Regions from separate parts of the Homo sapiens genome. Here region 1 is linked to region 2. Evidence: chromatin loops called from intact Hi-C (ENCODE). Cell type or tissue: endothelial cell of umbilical vein. All regions are shown on one strand.

Evidence for each region. Peaks named below come from ENCODE experiments on the same cell type or tissue, not always from the same donor. Only the 100,000 strongest peaks of a DNase experiment are listed, where the experiment ranks them.
Region 1: it touches region 2 in a loop (2.7-fold over the local background); 9 of 110 quality-filtered maps call a loop at or near these places.

What each region holds. Positions count from the first base shown.
Region 1 is chr16:84,948,361-84,956,360 of GRCh38, forward strand. No RefSeq gene overlaps it. Among named protein-coding and RNA genes, the nearest start is that of LINC02176, 24 kb to the left of the region's middle. RefSeq lists enhancers at 1-244, 245-745. In endothelial cell of umbilical vein, CTCF peaks have their summits at 2,744 (motif pointing right) and 4,033 (motif pointing left); a DNase peak (open chromatin) is centred at 4,031.
Region 2 is chr16:84,506,846-84,514,845 of GRCh38, forward strand. LOC124903736 (a long non-coding RNA gene) reads left to right here. Exons shown (of 2, transcript XR_007065149.1): 2 at 501-834. LOC124903735 (a long non-coding RNA gene) reads left to right here and starts at 3,898. Exons shown (of 2, transcript XR_007065148.1): 1 at 3,898-4,877. RefSeq lists a silencer at 1-129 and enhancers at 402-902, 1,893-1,962, 2,653-3,452, 4,401-4,450, 4,541-4,600 and 3 more. In endothelial cell of umbilical vein, a CTCF peak has its summit at 4,667 (motif pointing right); a DNase peak (open chromatin) is centred at 4,676.

The sequences.
Region 1 (8,000 bases), 440 kb after region 2:
TGGTAACTCACAGAGGTCCCCACGGATCTCTCGGTGCTGTCGTTCCCGTGGCCAGCACCTGCAAACACCCCTTCCGGGGGCTGCCTTCAGGCTACAGCAGACACCTGGCCAAAGTCCCTCTGGGTCACTCTGCGGCCTGAGGCTGCGGGGTCAGAGGCCCAGCTCCCTTGCCTGAAGACTGCCTCCCGCTTGCCTGCCCACGAATCAGGCTGGGGCTGGGCTGGGGCTGAAATGGGGCCCTGGCCAGGCTTCCTCCGGTCCCTAGCCTGCCCTGCTTCTGCACCCAAAGCCCGCCCGGCCGGGCACTCCCACGGTGCCTGCACGCAGGTCCTCACCTGGGGCTGCGCCTCTAGGGCCTCCCACCTGAGACAGGCGTTGGGACTCTCCCCCAGTGCCTCCCACTGTGGCACATGAGGGGCAGTGCTGACTTCCTCAGTCACTCAGCAGATACTGACTGAGCACCGACCTTGTGCCGGCCAGGACTCCAGGTGCCAGGCGGTGCTGTGGCTATGTGTGTGTGTGTGTGTGTTCCTGTGTAGTTTTGTGTGTGTGTGTCCCTGTGTGGTTTTGTCTGTGTGTGTGTCTCTGTGTGTTTTTTTCCGTGTGTGTGCATGTGTCTGTGTGGTTTGGTCTGTGTGTGCTTGTGTCTGTGTGGTTTTGTCTGTGTGTGTCTCTGTGTGGTTTTGTCTGTGTGTGCATGTGTGAATCTGTGTGGTTTTGTCTGTGTGTGTGTGTGTGTCTGTGTGCTTTTGTCTGTGTCTGTGTGTGTGTGTGTCTGTGGTTTTGTCTGTGTGTGTGCATGTGTCTCTGTGTGGTTTTGTCTGTGTGTGTGTGTGCATGTCTGTGTGGTTTTGTCTGTGTGTGCACGTGTCTCTGTGTGGTTTTGTCTGTGTGTGTGTGCGTGTCTGTGTCTGTGTGTGTCTGTGTGGTTTTGTCTGTGTGTGTGCACGTGTCTCTGTGTGCTTTTGTCTGTGTGTGCGTGTGTGGTTTTGTCTGTGTCTGTGCGTGTCTGTGTGGTTTTGTCTGTGTGTGTGCACATGTCTGTGGTTTTGTCTGTGTGTGTTTGTGGTTTTGTCTGTGTCTGTGTGTGCTTGTCTGTGTGGTTTTGTCTGTGTGTGTGTGCGTGTCTGTGTGGTTTTATGTGTGCATGTGTGCCTCAGGTGCATCTCTGCGTGTGTCTCCGTGTGTGTGGTGGGGTGTGCCTCTCTCTGATGTTTCTACAGGGGAGGAGCAGGTATCAGGTCACACAGGTGCTAAGTCGCAGAACTAGGGTCTAAGCCCGAGTCCTGAGGCTCTCCACCAACCTGTGCCTCTGAGAAAGGAAGCGCGAATCCTCCACCGCGGGGCCTGCGTATCCCTTAGTTTGTATTTGATACTTGCCAAAAGAGCTCTGCGAGACTTATTTAGATTCTTATGAACACTCCGGGCACACGTAAACAAAGGAAACACGAGTGAAATGGGTGGATTACAGAATGTCCTAAACTTCTTCACTTTTGGAGTCTGACTCTCTGAATCACTCCTTAACTCTGAGTGATCAAGGTCCATGTTCTCTCGGTGCCACCAACCATGAGTACAGCAGCAACTCTTCAAGGGCTCCACTCAAGGGCTAAACCTTTGCTTCTTGAACCGGCTTTGCAATTACCGTATTTCATCAAATATGAGCTGCCACTGCAGGTGAGGAGCATCCTGATTCCAGAGACATTAAAATGGAAAGGAGGTGTGTTTCTCCAGTTTGATAAAAAGAGAAAGTGGCCTGGACTCCTTTTGACTCCCACATCCAACTAACACCTCCTTCAGCTTTCTGCACAGCCATGTAATTATCTTCCCAGCTATCCTAGCCCTCTCCCTCTCCCTCCAGGTTGGCATCGGCTCCTAGTTCTCTAAACAGAAGGATGTCCTGCCTCAGGCCTTCGTACATGCTGTTCCTTCCATCTGCACACCATTCCTGAGCCCCACATGACTCCCTCTCTCCCATTGTCCTGGTCTCTGTTCAAATGTCACCTAAGGGCCACCGAGCTGCACAACCTCTGGAGTGCCGTGCCCATCACCCTTCACCCCCTGCCTCAGCTGGACCCATTCCTCACAAGCCAGAGGAATTTTACTCTAATGGTGGAATTTCAGGCCAAGTAGAAAAATATATTTCGTGTGTATGAAGAAAGGGGAAAAAGAACCCTTCTCTGAGACCTCAAGTTATTATTTAATTGATTAATTTTTAGTCATTGATTAAATTATTAAATAACAAATGAAATCAATTGTATTAATTTCTTAGGAGTAAATTATTTTTCCACTGCACTCCAGCCTGGACAACAGAGCAAGACCCTATCTCTAAAAAATTTATATAAATCTATTGCCAATTTATTAATTGCTATTTAACAATGAGTTCCACCAACTGAGGGCGCTGGACCAGGCATGGTATGAACCTAAAGAGCCACACCCTTATGATCTACTGGGCCCAGTAGGGTCTGACCCTGTGACCTGTCTGGGCCCATTCCCAGCGCCTGCTGCTGCAGCCACACCAGCCTTCCCCCAGCTGCCACAGAGCCTTTGCTTCCTGACCACCTTCAAGCACTCCTAGATCTTGGCCCCCTAAGCCAGCTCGGCCCCAGGGTGATTGCACTTTTCCTGCCTTTGGGCAGCAGGTGGTGTATCAGTCAGGACTGGCCACATTGTGCCGCTGTGACAAACAAACCCCAAATCCCAGTGGCTGAAGACAATAAGGATGTGTTCCTTGCTCATTCTCTGTGTCAGAGGCCAGCGGGGGGTTCTGCTCATCATGGACACTAGGGGGCCCCAGCTCAGGGAGTAGCCACATCTCAACGGTTGCCAGCAGCCGTGCCAGAGGCGCTCACGTTGGTGAGTAAATGCTCCAGCCTGGGCAGGGACGCATGTCTCTTCTGCTCACATGCTTCCCGGCTACAGGTAGGAGAATGACAATGCGTGCCACATCCCCTCAAAAGGGGCAGAAAGTCTAATCCTACCAGGTGCCTAGAAGAGAGACAACCAGAAATATTTGGTGCCCAGCACTAATATCTATACCAGGTGGCGTTCAGTGAGCATCCAGTGCAATACAGCTTCCTGAGCAGCTCCTAGGTGCCAGGCACTGCACAGGGCATAGGGAACCAGCAGTGAAGACAGACAGTGGACAAGCCAGGACAGAACTCATGACTTCACTGCATGGGTGGCGCCTGCTGCAGGGAGAATGCTGGGCTCCAGCATGTCGAGCAGGGTCCAGTGACTTCAAGGAGGGGTTTAGAAAGGCCCCTCACTCTGGGACCAGTGTTTCAGGTAAGGCCTAAAGGGTGACTAGGACTTCTCTGGGTGAAGATGAGTGGAACAGCCTTCTAAGAAGTGGGCGGGGCCGGGAACAATGGCTCACACCTGTAATCCCAGCACTTTGGGAGGATGAGGCAGGCAGATCACCTGAGGTCACGAGTTCAAGGCCAGCCTGGACAACATGGTGAAACCCCATCTCTATTAGAAATACAAAAATTAGCTGGGCACGGTGGCTCATGCCTGTAATCCCAGCACTTTGGGAGGACAAGGCTGGTGGATCACCTGAGGTCAGGAGCTCGAGACTGGCCTGGAAAACATGGTGAAACCCCATCTCTATTAGAAATACAAAGATTAGCTGGGCGTGCTGGCGGGCGCCTGTAATCCCAGCTGCTTGGGAGGCTGAGGCAGGAGAATCACTTGAACCTGGGAGATGGAGGTTGCAGTGAGCCGAGATCGCACCACTGCGCTCCAGCCTGGCAACAAGAGCGAAACTCCGTCTCAAAAAAAAAAAAAAAAAAAGAAGTGGGCATAACATGTGCAAAAGACCTGCGGCTGCAGGAAATAATCTTTTCCAGCAACTGTGAGGAAGCCAGCGTGGCTGGAACACATAGCACGGAGGAGAATAAGATGGAGCTGGAGAGGTCAGCGGCCAGATCATTCACAACTTTGTACACCGGCTTGTGAGCCCCAGCCCTCATCCTGAGAGCCATAAGGAGCCATAGAGGGTTTGTCGCGATGTGGCTCTGAGCAGCACCCTCTGGTGGCCTTTTAGGGAATGACACTCTTAACATACATGGGCAGCTCCAGGCTGCAGACATTGCTGCCCGGCCAGTCCTGGGCTTGGTTCTAAGTGTTACTTGCAGCCCTTCAGAGAATGCCCATTCCATTAACGCTGGGTGAACACCGCTCACAAAAGGCAATAACCAAGTCTGCAGCTGGCGGGAGACATTTGAGATGGCACACCACCAAGTCATGCTCTCCAGGAGACACCAGACAGACAGGCCAGCGCTACACGGAGCTGACCCAGACGGCAGAAGGTCTGGCTAGCCTGGGTTTTCTCCAATGGGTGCCTGGCTGGGACCTGACTTCAGAGGTTGAGCAAGGGGAGGGGATGGAATCCTGATCCCCTTAATCTTCGTGCAGGGCTGGTGAATCTCAGGCCCCAGGCAGACAGCCAGCCAATGGGCAGAGAGGCCAGGAGCTGACTCCACAGCTCCTGGCCTCATCTGGGAAGGGAGATAAACTCCACCAGCCAGACAAAGGGGGCCCCAAGGCCAGGGCCTCCCTCACATGCCTGTGGCCTCTCTCTGCTTGAGACTGCACCATAGGCCGCAGGCCCTTATCAGCCATGGCCTGGGGACTTCCCAAAGTACAGCCTGCCAGCAAAAGACCACCACCAACTGTTTCATTCTTCATTTCAGACAGGATGAATTGAGCCACCTGACCTTTTCTGGAAAGAGGCAAGAGAAGGAATGTTTCCTCCTTCAGTAAAAGACACTCAGACACATGTCCAGTGTCACGGTGCAAAAGGGTCAGGAAACCAAGTCCCCTCCCATCCCAAAGCCCCATTTCCCTTCCACATTGCTGGTGTCTTTTGTCCTTCCAGAGAGCCCCAGCACAGAGCAGCAAATATGAGCTTAGTGATTCCTGGAGAGGGCTGTGTCCCATGAATGGACTGCCACTTGCTGGCTGCTGGCTTTACGTCTACAGGCAAAGGATGTTATGAAATAGCTCCGGAAGTTTCTTTTGGGGGCCCCCAGCACCTCTTCTCCTATCACGACCAGGCTCTGAAAATGAGGCTTCTTGCTCAGGGAAGAGAACAGGTACAGAGGAATCCACACTCAGCTTTGAGCATCAAAATAAGGGTTTTTAAGGTTTAAGTGTTTGATGAGACAGTGGTCTTGAAAGCCAGGCTTTCCTGGAATTCCCAGAGCCACACGTGACCTGACCACAGTGGAAATCAGACAGGGGACACGTGCAAGATGCAGCCCTGGGGACAGAAAGGCAAACAGCAAGGAGGCGGCTGCAAGAGGGACTTGGGGGAGGTGACAGAGGTGACCATCTTGCTACGACCCCACCGGGTGGAGAGATGGAGACGGGGAAAGCAAACAAAACCCACACAAACAACAACAGAAAACCTGCTCTCAGGGCCGCGTAATGACCGGTGCCCTTTTGTACAGAAGCCCCGCCAGGTTTTGAACTTCAAGCAGGTCCGTGGGGGAAGAAAAGGGCCCAGTCCCATGGAAATTTCCTAGTAGGGTTTATTTTGAAGCAAAGGTTTGGCAGACGTGACCCAGTCTCCTTGGCTAGACAGGGCCTCTTTGAAAAGAGTCAAAAACAGCAGAAAGATGGGAAGTGGTCCTAGAATGAGCTGGTTTTAGTGGAATCTTCTTCTTCCAAAAAGAACCGCCAGAGGCCAGCCCAGGCCTCCCTTGCTTTCCAGAATTCAACTCAACTCACCTGTGGCCCGATGAGCTCGGCGATTCAGCTCGCCCTAATTCCCCAAACCTGTGCAGGTTACCTGACGTGGCAAAAGGCACTTTGCAGGTGGGGCAAGGGGCACCTTGCCATAGGGAGGGTAACCCGGGTCATCCAGGTGGACCTAATCGAGTCACACGAGTCCTTAGAATCAGAGAACCTTTCTGAGCTGCGGTCGGAGGGAGCCGTGGTGGAACCTTTCTGAGCTGTGGTCAGAGGGAGCCGTGATAGAACCTTTCCGAGGGTGCTGTGATTACCGAAGCAGCAGCAGAGATGCAACATTGCCGGCTCTGAAGGTGGACGAAGCGGCCAGGAGCCATGGGATGCCAGTGACCTCTGGACGCTGGAAAAGGCAGGGAAACAGATTCTCCCCCAGAACCCCCAGAAGTTACCAGCCCTGTTGACCGTGACCCAAGCCCAGGGAGACTGAGGCTGGGTTTCTGACCTGTGGAACCGTAAATGACAAATGAGGTTTTTAAGCTGCTAAGTCTGTGGACATTTGTTACAGAACCCGTCGAAAATCCACCCGTCATCTTTCTTGAGCTCCTATGTGGCCGTTCCTGGGATGTGATTCCTAATCCTCGTGACCACCTGTGAGACTGGGCCTGTGATCCCCAGTTCACAGATGGGGAAACTGAGGCTCTCTGAGATGAACTGACGCCCCTTGGGGACCTGAGCAGGGACGGGAACTCCAGGCTGACTCCAAGCTGCGTGGACCTCCGGCTGCCTACAGGTGAGGTGTGTGTCTAACTGCCTCTCAGGGGAGAGGCTGGGACTTGGTGACAGCCTGTGCGGAAAGTGCTGGCACAGAGGAGGGGTTCAGGCCACGTCAGTCCTCTCGCCCCTTTTCCCAAACATCTGCTGACACAGCTCCATTCTGGCTGCTAATTGGGTGACAGATTCTTCCTGATTGCCACTACAAAGCTATTATAAAATCAACCCTGGCCGGGCGTGGGGCTCATGCTGTAATCCCAGCACTTTGGGAGGCCAAGGCAGGAAGACTGCTTGAGGCTAGGAGTCCAAGACCAGCCTGAGCAACATAGCGAGAGCCCATCTCTACAAAAACAATTTTTAAAAATGAGCCAGGTAGGGTGGTGCACACCTGTGGTCCCAGCTACTTGGGGTGTTGAGGTGGAAGAATCACTTTAGCCGGGGAGGGCAAGGCTGCAGTGAGCTGAGATGGTGCCACTGCACTCCAGCCTGGGTGACAGAGCAAGACTGTCTCAAAATAAAATCAGCCCTGGGCTCCCATGGGCAAAAAAACTACTTACCCCCCACACCCTGTGCCCTCTTGGTGGGTAAAAGGCTAAGAAGCTCAAATTGGCAGGAATGTGGTTGGGGCCCCGGCCACCCATGTTGGCCCTGTCTGATCGCTGTGTGACCTCAGGCCAGTCAGCACACCTCTCTGGAAATGTGTTGTTTGGTTTGGCAGAGCTCCCAAGGTTCCCTGCAGCACCAGCTACCTGGGAGCCGCTCTGGTCCCTGCCTGGGCACTGGGGATCAGGTCGGGCTGGCGGCTGCTAGGTGTCAACACCTGCAGCCTGGCAGGTGCCCCAGAGCCCTCCAATCAAGGCCAAACCTTCCTGCCCTCCCGTTCCAAAAGTCAAAGGTGCTCCCTCCCCAGGGAGCTTAGGTCAGGGCCTGGCCCTAAAGCTCTGTGTTCCACCTGGCTTGGCTGACCTCAGGGCAGCCATTCCTTGGAAGGGAAATAAGCCTACAGCTGCCAGGGAAAGTGGAATGGCCCAGGGGTCCCCAACGGTACCCCCAGGCCAGGAGGTAATGGCTCCTTGGCTCAGTCTTTCTCACACTTTGCTGGCAGCAAAGTACGTTGGGGGGCAGGCATAATGCTGACCCACTCTACCAGGTGGAATTGTGTCCCCGAAAAAGATACGTTTAGGTCCTAATCCCCGAAACCTGTGAATGTGACCCTATTTTGAAATTGAATCTTTGCAAATATAATTCGTTAACATGAGGTCACACTGGAGTAGGCTAGACCTTAATCCAATGGCTGGTGTCCTTAGAAGAGAGAAACTGGGCCAGGCACGGTGGCTCACGCCTGTAATTCCAGGACTTTGGGAGGCCAAGGTGGGCAGATCACTTGAGGCCAGGAGTTCAAGACTAGCCTGGCCAACATGACCAAACCCCATCTCTACTAAAAATACAAAAATTTAGCCAGGCGTGGTGGCTCACACCTGTACTCCCAGCTACTTGGGAGGCTGAGGCAGGAGAATCGCTTAAACCCAGGAGGC
Region 2 (8,000 bases):
GGGTTTCACCACGTTGGCCAGGCTGGTCTCGAACTCCTGACCTTAGGTAATCCACCCACCTCGGCCTCCCAAAATGCTGGGATTACAGGCATGAGCCACCGCCCCTGGTATTCTCAATTTTTTTAAATAAGAGATTTATATTGCTTGACATTTTGCATATAAAGTGAGACTCTTTTAAAAATATACATCATGCTATTTCAACAAGCTGGTGCTCCCGGGGATGTCCATGGGCTGTCCAACTGCCCCCGGGGCACCAGCTTCTGTTTTTTATGCTGACTTTGGGCACTGAACTCTCCTTGGCTCCCAGAGGTCCTGACCAGGCTGGTCCTGCCATCCACAGCGGTGCCTCTGCTAGCGACATCCCTGCCCAATTTTCCATGTCCAGCTTTGACACCTCCACAGAAAGGCTGAGCCACCACCGGGCCCCCATTGTGGCTGAGCATCCACTCTCTCTTCCCCATGTGCTCCTTGCCCCCGACTCCCCATCTCTGGAACCCAAGTTTGGGCTGCATGGACCACCTTCTGGGCCAGGCTGTTAGGAGGCCACCACCAAGCAGCAAACGCAGGAGCAGCCGTGCCCTGAGGAGGCACCACCAGCAGCCTCCAGCAGCACTCGGTGAGGCGGGCAACGATCCATCTGTGCCGCCAGCATGGAGCCGGAAGCCACGGCTGACTTGTGCAGTAGAGGAAGTCGAGTTCATTTTATTGAATTTATTCTCATTTTCAGTTTGAATGGCCACATGTGGCAGGCAGTTATTCTATTGTGCAGTGCTTGCCGGACCACATGCAACAATTCAAAATTGAAAATCAAAAATAAATGTACGGCTCACCCACTAGGATAGCTAACGTTTTTGTTTTGTTTTTGAGACAGGATCTTGCTCTATCACCCAGTCTGGAGTGCAGTGATGCAATCACGGCTCAGCTCACTGCAGCCTCGACCTCCCAGGCTCAAGCCATCCTCCCACCTCAGCCTCGTAAGTAGCTGGGACCACCGGCGTACCCCACCACACCAGGCTATTTTTATTTTTTGTAGAGATGGGGCCTCGCGATGTTGCCCAGGCTGGTCTCGAACTCCTGGGCTCAAGCGATCCTCACACCTTGACCTCCCAAAGTGCTGGGATTACAGACATGAGCCACCATGCCCGGCCTAAGAGGGCTAAAGTTTTTTAAATAGCGAGTGTTGGAGAGGAGGTAGTTCTCTCCTCCCGCACTGCTGGTGAAATGGTTCAGCCATGGGGGAAATCAGTCCTCAAAAAGTTAAACAGAGTTACCATAGGACCAGCAGTCCCACGCCTAGATACACCACAAAGCTGAAAACCTGTATTCAAACACACACTAGTACTGGATGTTCAAGCAGCACTGTTCACGATAGCCTAAAGTGGAAAAAAGATAAAAGCCCATCTGAAGAATGGATAGACAAGATATGGTATATCCACACAATGGAATAATATTTGGCAATTTAAAAAAAAGGAATGAACCACTGACACATTACAACGTGGATAATCCTTGAAAATCTGATGTTATGGCCAGGCGCAGTGGCTCATGCCTGTAATCGCAGCACTTTGGGAGGCCGAGGTAGGTGGATCACCTACCTCGGTGGATCACCTGAGCTCAGGAGTTTCAGACCAGCCTGGCCAACATGGTGAAACCCTGTCTCTACTAAAAATACAAAAATTAGTCGGGCATGGTGGTGGGCGCCTGTAATTTTAGCTACTCAAGAGGCTGAGACGTGAGAATTGCTTGAATCCAGGAGGCAGAGGTTGCAGTGAGCCAAGATCGCGCACTGCACTACAGCCTGGGTGACAGAGTAAGACTTTGCCTCAAAAAAAAAAAAAAAAAAAAACTGTGGTTACGTGAAAGCAGCCAGACACAAAGGACCACATATTGTAGCTTTGATGTAAAATGTTCAGAAAAGACAAATTTAGAGACAGAAAGTAGATTGCGGTTGCCAGTGCTGGAGCGTTAGGAATGAGGAGTGACTGCTAATAATGGCTCTGGGGTCTCCTTCAGGGGTAATAAAAATATTTTGGGACTAAACAGAGGCAATAGTACAGCAATTGTGAACGTATTATCCTCAATGTCATGGAATTATACACTTCAATATGCTTAATTTTATGCGATGGGAGTGATACTAAGATTTTTCTTTTTTTTTTTTTTTTTTCAAGGAAAGTGCACAATCTTTTGAGGCCTCACACAGATGGTGGTGTGAAAGGGTCAAGGCTGTGGAGGCCTGCTAGAGGGCCGAGTTCCATTTCCCCTTAGAGTGAGTGCAGGGTCAGCCTCTCAGGGCTCGGGGGCTTCAGTGGCCCTGCCTCGGAGAGCTCCAGCCAATGGCCATGTCACGCGTGAGGCAGCTGAGGGGCCAGGGCAGCAGAGCAAGGTCTGTTGCCAGGAACTGACTGCCCTGCCTCCCAGCAGCAGGTCAGAGGTGGGGCATCTGGGACAGGTGGCCACAGCAGCCTGGAGACATCGCAGAAGGAGACCTTCCGTAGAACACCAGGAGCCCAGCAGTGAGGGGCTACAGGACCAGGACCCAGGGTGAACCAGGACCCAGGGTGACCCAGGACCCAGGGTGAACCAGGACCCAGGGTGAACCAGGAGGGTGAAAGGCCAGGTACTGCCCAGCTAAGGGCTGCAGCAGGCACCGCCTGCTAGGAGAGTCGCAAAGGACATCCACACAAGTGACCACAAGCTCAAAGTCAACTTGAAACATGGGCCACAGATCGCCTGAAGCCAGCTTACCCCCTTGGGACACAGAACAGCCCCCAAAGACGTCCATGACCTAATCCCCAGAACCTGCGCATATGTTACCTGACACGGCAAGAGGGACTTCGCATATGCGACTGAGTTAAGGACTTTGAAATGAGGCGATTATCCTGGATTACCCAGGTGGGCCCCAGGCAATCACAGCAATCCTAATGGGGGAAGACAGGAGGCTCAGGGTTGGGAGGAGACCGCGATGGAAGTAGGGAAGCAGGTGGGGGCAGGAGGCACTGGACAGTGCCACGCTACCGCCCTGAAGATGGAAGAGGGAAGGGAATCTCCTCTAGAGCCTCCACAGAGGACACCATGCTGCTGACCCCTTGATTTTAGGCTTCTGATTGCGGGACTGTAAGAACACATTAACGTGTCTTCAGCCACTGAGTTTTTGGGTCATTTCTCATAGCACCAATGGGAAGCCAACATCTCACCCCACTGGGCAAGTGAAAACTTCCCGTGCCCTATCCCTCCTTCCGAGCCGGAAGGGGGTCACAAATCAGGCGGTCAGACACCAAAAATAAAAATATAGGTGGCCAGGTACAGTGGCTCACGCCTGTAATCCCAGCACTTTGGGAGGCCGAGGCGAGCAGATCACAATGTCAGGAGTTCGAAACCAGCCTGGCCAACATGGTGAAACCCTGTCTCTACTAAAAAACAAAAATTAGCCAGGGGCGGTGATGCACTCCTGTAATCCCAGCTACTCAGGAGGCTGAAAAAGGAGAATTGCTTGAACCCGGGAGGCAGAGTTTGCAGTGGGCCAAAATCACGCCACTGCACTCCAGCCTGAGTGACAGAGCCAGACTCCAACTCAAAAAAAAAAAAAAAAAAAATAGAGGATAGTGGCCAGGTGCAGTGGCTCCCAATGCTTTGGGAGACCAAGGCAGGAGGATTGCTTTAGTCCAGAAGTTCAAGACCAGTCTGGAGAACATATTGAGACCTTGTATCTTAGACAAAAATTAGCCTGGCATGGTGGTGCATGAATTTTAAATTCATGAATAGCCTGTGGCCCCAGCTACTTGGGAGGCTAAGATAGGAGGATCACTTGAGCCTACGAGGTCAAGGCTGCAGTGAGCTATGATCGTACCACTGTACTCCAGCCTCGGCAACAGAGTGAGATCCTGTCAAAAAAAAAAAAAAAAAAGCCCAGCTAAGTTTGAGTTTCAAATACTTTTTTTTTAGTAGAAAAAGACCCCAATATTGCATGAGATGTAATTATACTAAAAAAGTGTTCACTCTTTATCTGAAATGCAAACTTAGCTTGGCATCCTGTTATCTGGCAATCCTCATCAAAAACAGCAGCTACATGGAAGGAGGGTAGCAGGGAAGAGAAAAACCACAGTCCCTGCTGCCCCAGTAGGCTCTTGGGGGCATGGGGGAAAGCTAATGGTAAGTCAGCATCCACATTTTACTACCTGGGACCGAACATTTTAAATTCATGAATAGAGACTGCTTTTGATCTAAAGTGGTACCAGGAACTAATTCCCTAGGAATAGTCAAAAAAAAAAAAAAAAAATCACGGGAAAGGTCTGGGCTTTTCATAGCGTAGAAAGAAGGGACAAGAGGGCAGCCCTCTTCCCGCGTTCCCACTGAGCAGGTTTGAGGGGCAGCAGGAAACAAGGCTGACTGCATTGTGGCACCCCTCCAGGCTGCCTTGGACGAGTTAAGATGGGATCCGTCAGCTTGGTCCCTAACCCCAGGTAAAGATGGAACAGATGCTGGCTGTGACCAGGAGTCCTGAATTTGCCTTGCACCATTTCCCTCCACCGGACTGGGAGCCACTGCGGGGCAGGAAGCTGCCTTTTCCATTTCCCAAGACCGGAATCAATCACAGCGGCTCATCGCATCATGCATCCTCTGCAATGGTTCCTTCCTTTCCAGGGAGGTTGGTCACGGCCAATGCTGTCCTGTGTCCACCAGGTGGCGCTCGCGATCACCGCAAAACACATGGCTACCGTGATGGTTTTTAAATAAGAAATCTTACAATGGTTTTAGACATAAAGGACTGTTGAGAATATGATAGAGAGTTCGTGTGCGACCCGCACCCTGTTCCACTGCGCCTTAACATCTGACATGACTCTGGTCCATCTGTCACCATGAAGGAGCCAATTCATATATGAGTAAGTCACCTGCATTTTATTCACTCTTCCTTCGTGTTTGCCTAATGTCCTTTTCTACCCCAGGTCCCACGAGACATTTAGCCATCAGGTGTCCCCAGGCTGCTCCTGGCTCTCGCGGTTGCTCAGACTCTTTGTTTCTGATGCTCTTGACAATTTGAGGAGTCCTGGTCAGGGATTCAGTCAAGTGTCCCCCACTATTGTGATTTAGCTGATGGTCTCCTCGTGATTGGACGGGGGTATGGGTCTGGGAGACAGACCCCAGAGGTGAAGTGGCCCTTCTCGTCACATCGTTTCAAGGGCCAGAACTATCAGTGTGGCTCACGGCCGTCGATGTCGCCCTTGAGTACCTGGCTGAGGTGGCACCTGTCCGCCTCTCCTGCTATGAGGCTGCCCTTCCACTCCCCTTCTATTCTGTACTCTTGGATCATTTTTTGGCTTTTGGAAACCATTTCCTGAACGCTTGGCCATTGGAGCACTGAGTTCGGTTAGGACAGTGGAGGTAGGGGTGAGAATTGGGGGACAGGGTGCTGGTCACATGGTGTGAGAACAAAGTGGAAACTTACAACCAGGGGGAAGGGCCCAGCGGTTTTCAAAGTTAGGGCACCCAATAGTAACTTAGGGTTCTTGCCTCTTCCCACCTCTGAATTACCCAGGTAAAACTTAAGTCAGGATCCTTTCAGAGGTGATAGGAAATGTGATCTGAGAGGCCAAAATAGATGCCCCTGTATCAGCTAAGATGGACCATAAGGTTAAGGAAACAAAGTTACCTGTGGTTCCAGTGTTCAAGGTTCAGGGCCCAGCTGGCATGGGAAATTAATTAATTTTTTTCTTTTTTGAGACAGAGTCTCACTGTCATCCAGGCTGGAGTACAATGGCGTGCTCTCGGCTCACTGCAACCTCCGCCTCCCAGGTTCAAGCAATTCTCCCACCTCAAACTCCTGAGTAGCTGGGATTATAGGCATGCGCCACCACACCCAGCTAATTTTTGTATTTGTGGTAGAGACGGGGTTTCACAATGTTGGCCAGGCTGGTCTCAAACTCCTGACCTCGTGATCAGCCCGCCTCAGCCTCCCAAAGTCCTGGGTTTACAGGTGTGAGCCACCACACCTGGCCCAATTTATTTATTTGACACCCCGGCTGGAGTGCAGTGGCGCGATCTTGGCTCAGTGCAACCTCTGCCTCCTGGGCTGAAGCGATTCTCCCACCTCAGCCTCCCAAGAATCTGGGATTACAGGCATGTGCCACCATACCTGGCTAATTTTTATATTTTTTGTACAGACAGGGTTTCATCATGTTGCCCAGGCTAGTCTCGAACTCCTGACCTCACGTGATCTGCCCACCTCAGCTTCCCAAAGTGCTGGTATTACAGGCATGAGCCACTGCACCTGGCCTGGCATGGCAAATTTTAAAATCCCTATGGCGGCAAGAAAAAAAAAAACACATTTGCAAAACACCCTAATAATTGGAGCTATCAGGCAAATTATCCTAACTCTGATTTACAATCCCAACCGCTACAACTCTGACCGGACGAAGGAATGGACTTACATTCTTTTCCCATAAGTAATTACAGACCTTAAGCCTGTTTCGGCGGCTTACAGAAGCTACCCACAGACTGTGTGCCCTACAGTTCACCTTTTCACACAAAGAGCCAAGTTCCACCTCTCTTTAATGCTAACCTCACTCCAACGTGAACATGTGATATACGTTATATGTATGTCACATGTGTTTACCCACTGCCCATGCACTCGGCTCCCTTCATAAATATATATCACTTCCTCCCGAACCTGCTGAATATGTACAACTATTGTGGGCTACAGGCCCTGTTAGGCATAAAACCCAGCCTGTTCCTCCCCTCTTGGAAGAGGGGTTACCTTTGGCACACACTGGAGACCGTCTCTTCCAGTTTGCAAACTGATACCCCCGCCAAGCTCTCCTTTCTACCATTTAGCCACCCTGGCGGTCTTTCGGATAACAAGAAAAATCCAGGAAAAGGCAGCAAAGGAAAAGCAGCGTCCAAAAGGCTGAGGGAGACTGTCACCCTGTCCTCTAAGTGCCACCAAGACACAGAGCCTGAGCGCAGGGACGTCATGTGTATGTCCCTTGCACCTGGGCCTGGTCTGGCCCGCAGCCGGGGCTCAAGAAACAGCTGCTCACCGAGAGTGGTGGCTCACACCTGGAATCCCAGCACTTTGGGAGGCCAAGATGGGAGGATCACTTGAGCCCAGGATTTCAAGACCAGCCTGGGCAACACAGGGAGGTCCCTCAACCCTACAAAGAGTCAAAAATTAGCTGGGCGTGGTGGCCCACGTCTCTGGTCCCAGCTACTCGGGAGGCTGGGGAGGGAAGATTGCTTGAGCCTAGGATGTAGAGGCTAAAGCGAGTTGTGATTGTGTCACCACACTTCAGCCTGGGTGACAGAGCCAGTCAAAAAAAAAAAAAAAAGAAAGAAAGAAAGAAAAAGAAATGGCTACCGAATGAACAAATGGTCGGTTGGTTGCTCCTGCCCCACTCAGTTCCCCCAGGTAAAATGGATCCTGCCTCTCACCTACTTTAAAACCCTTCCACGACTGCCCACCACCCTAGGCTGCCCTCTCACTCAGCCCCCACCATCTGGGCCTGGTCTCTCCCCACATGCAGGGCCCAGCTCGACTCCTTCACCCCGACCTTTCCATGGTCCTCTCTCCCCACGCGCACGGCCCAGCTCAACTCCTTCACCCGGGCCTTTCCACTTTGCCTGGAACACGTGTCCCCATGTTCTTCCCTCCCTCATCCTTCAGGTGTCCCCAAGATCTTCCTGCCCACTCTCCACCCCACCTTGGCTTACGTGGCCCGCAGCCCAGAACTGGGATGAAAATAATGGGGGTGGAGGGAGGTGATGTTCTTTGACGACAGTACAGGCTTCAAGGACAGTGGAGAAGCCTGATCTGGGGGAGGATGGTGTGGGGAAAGACCCCGTGGGTGAGCCACGAGGCTAAGGAGGGGTCGTGGGGGAGGGTTATGCCCCATCCAAAAGCCCCACCAACTTAAATTCTGCAGCTGATTTCTGCCGCTGCTGTCTTGCCACTGCACAGGAACCCCAGGCTCAGAGCTCCTGTCACTTTATCTTGGGCACCAGGCACCCTG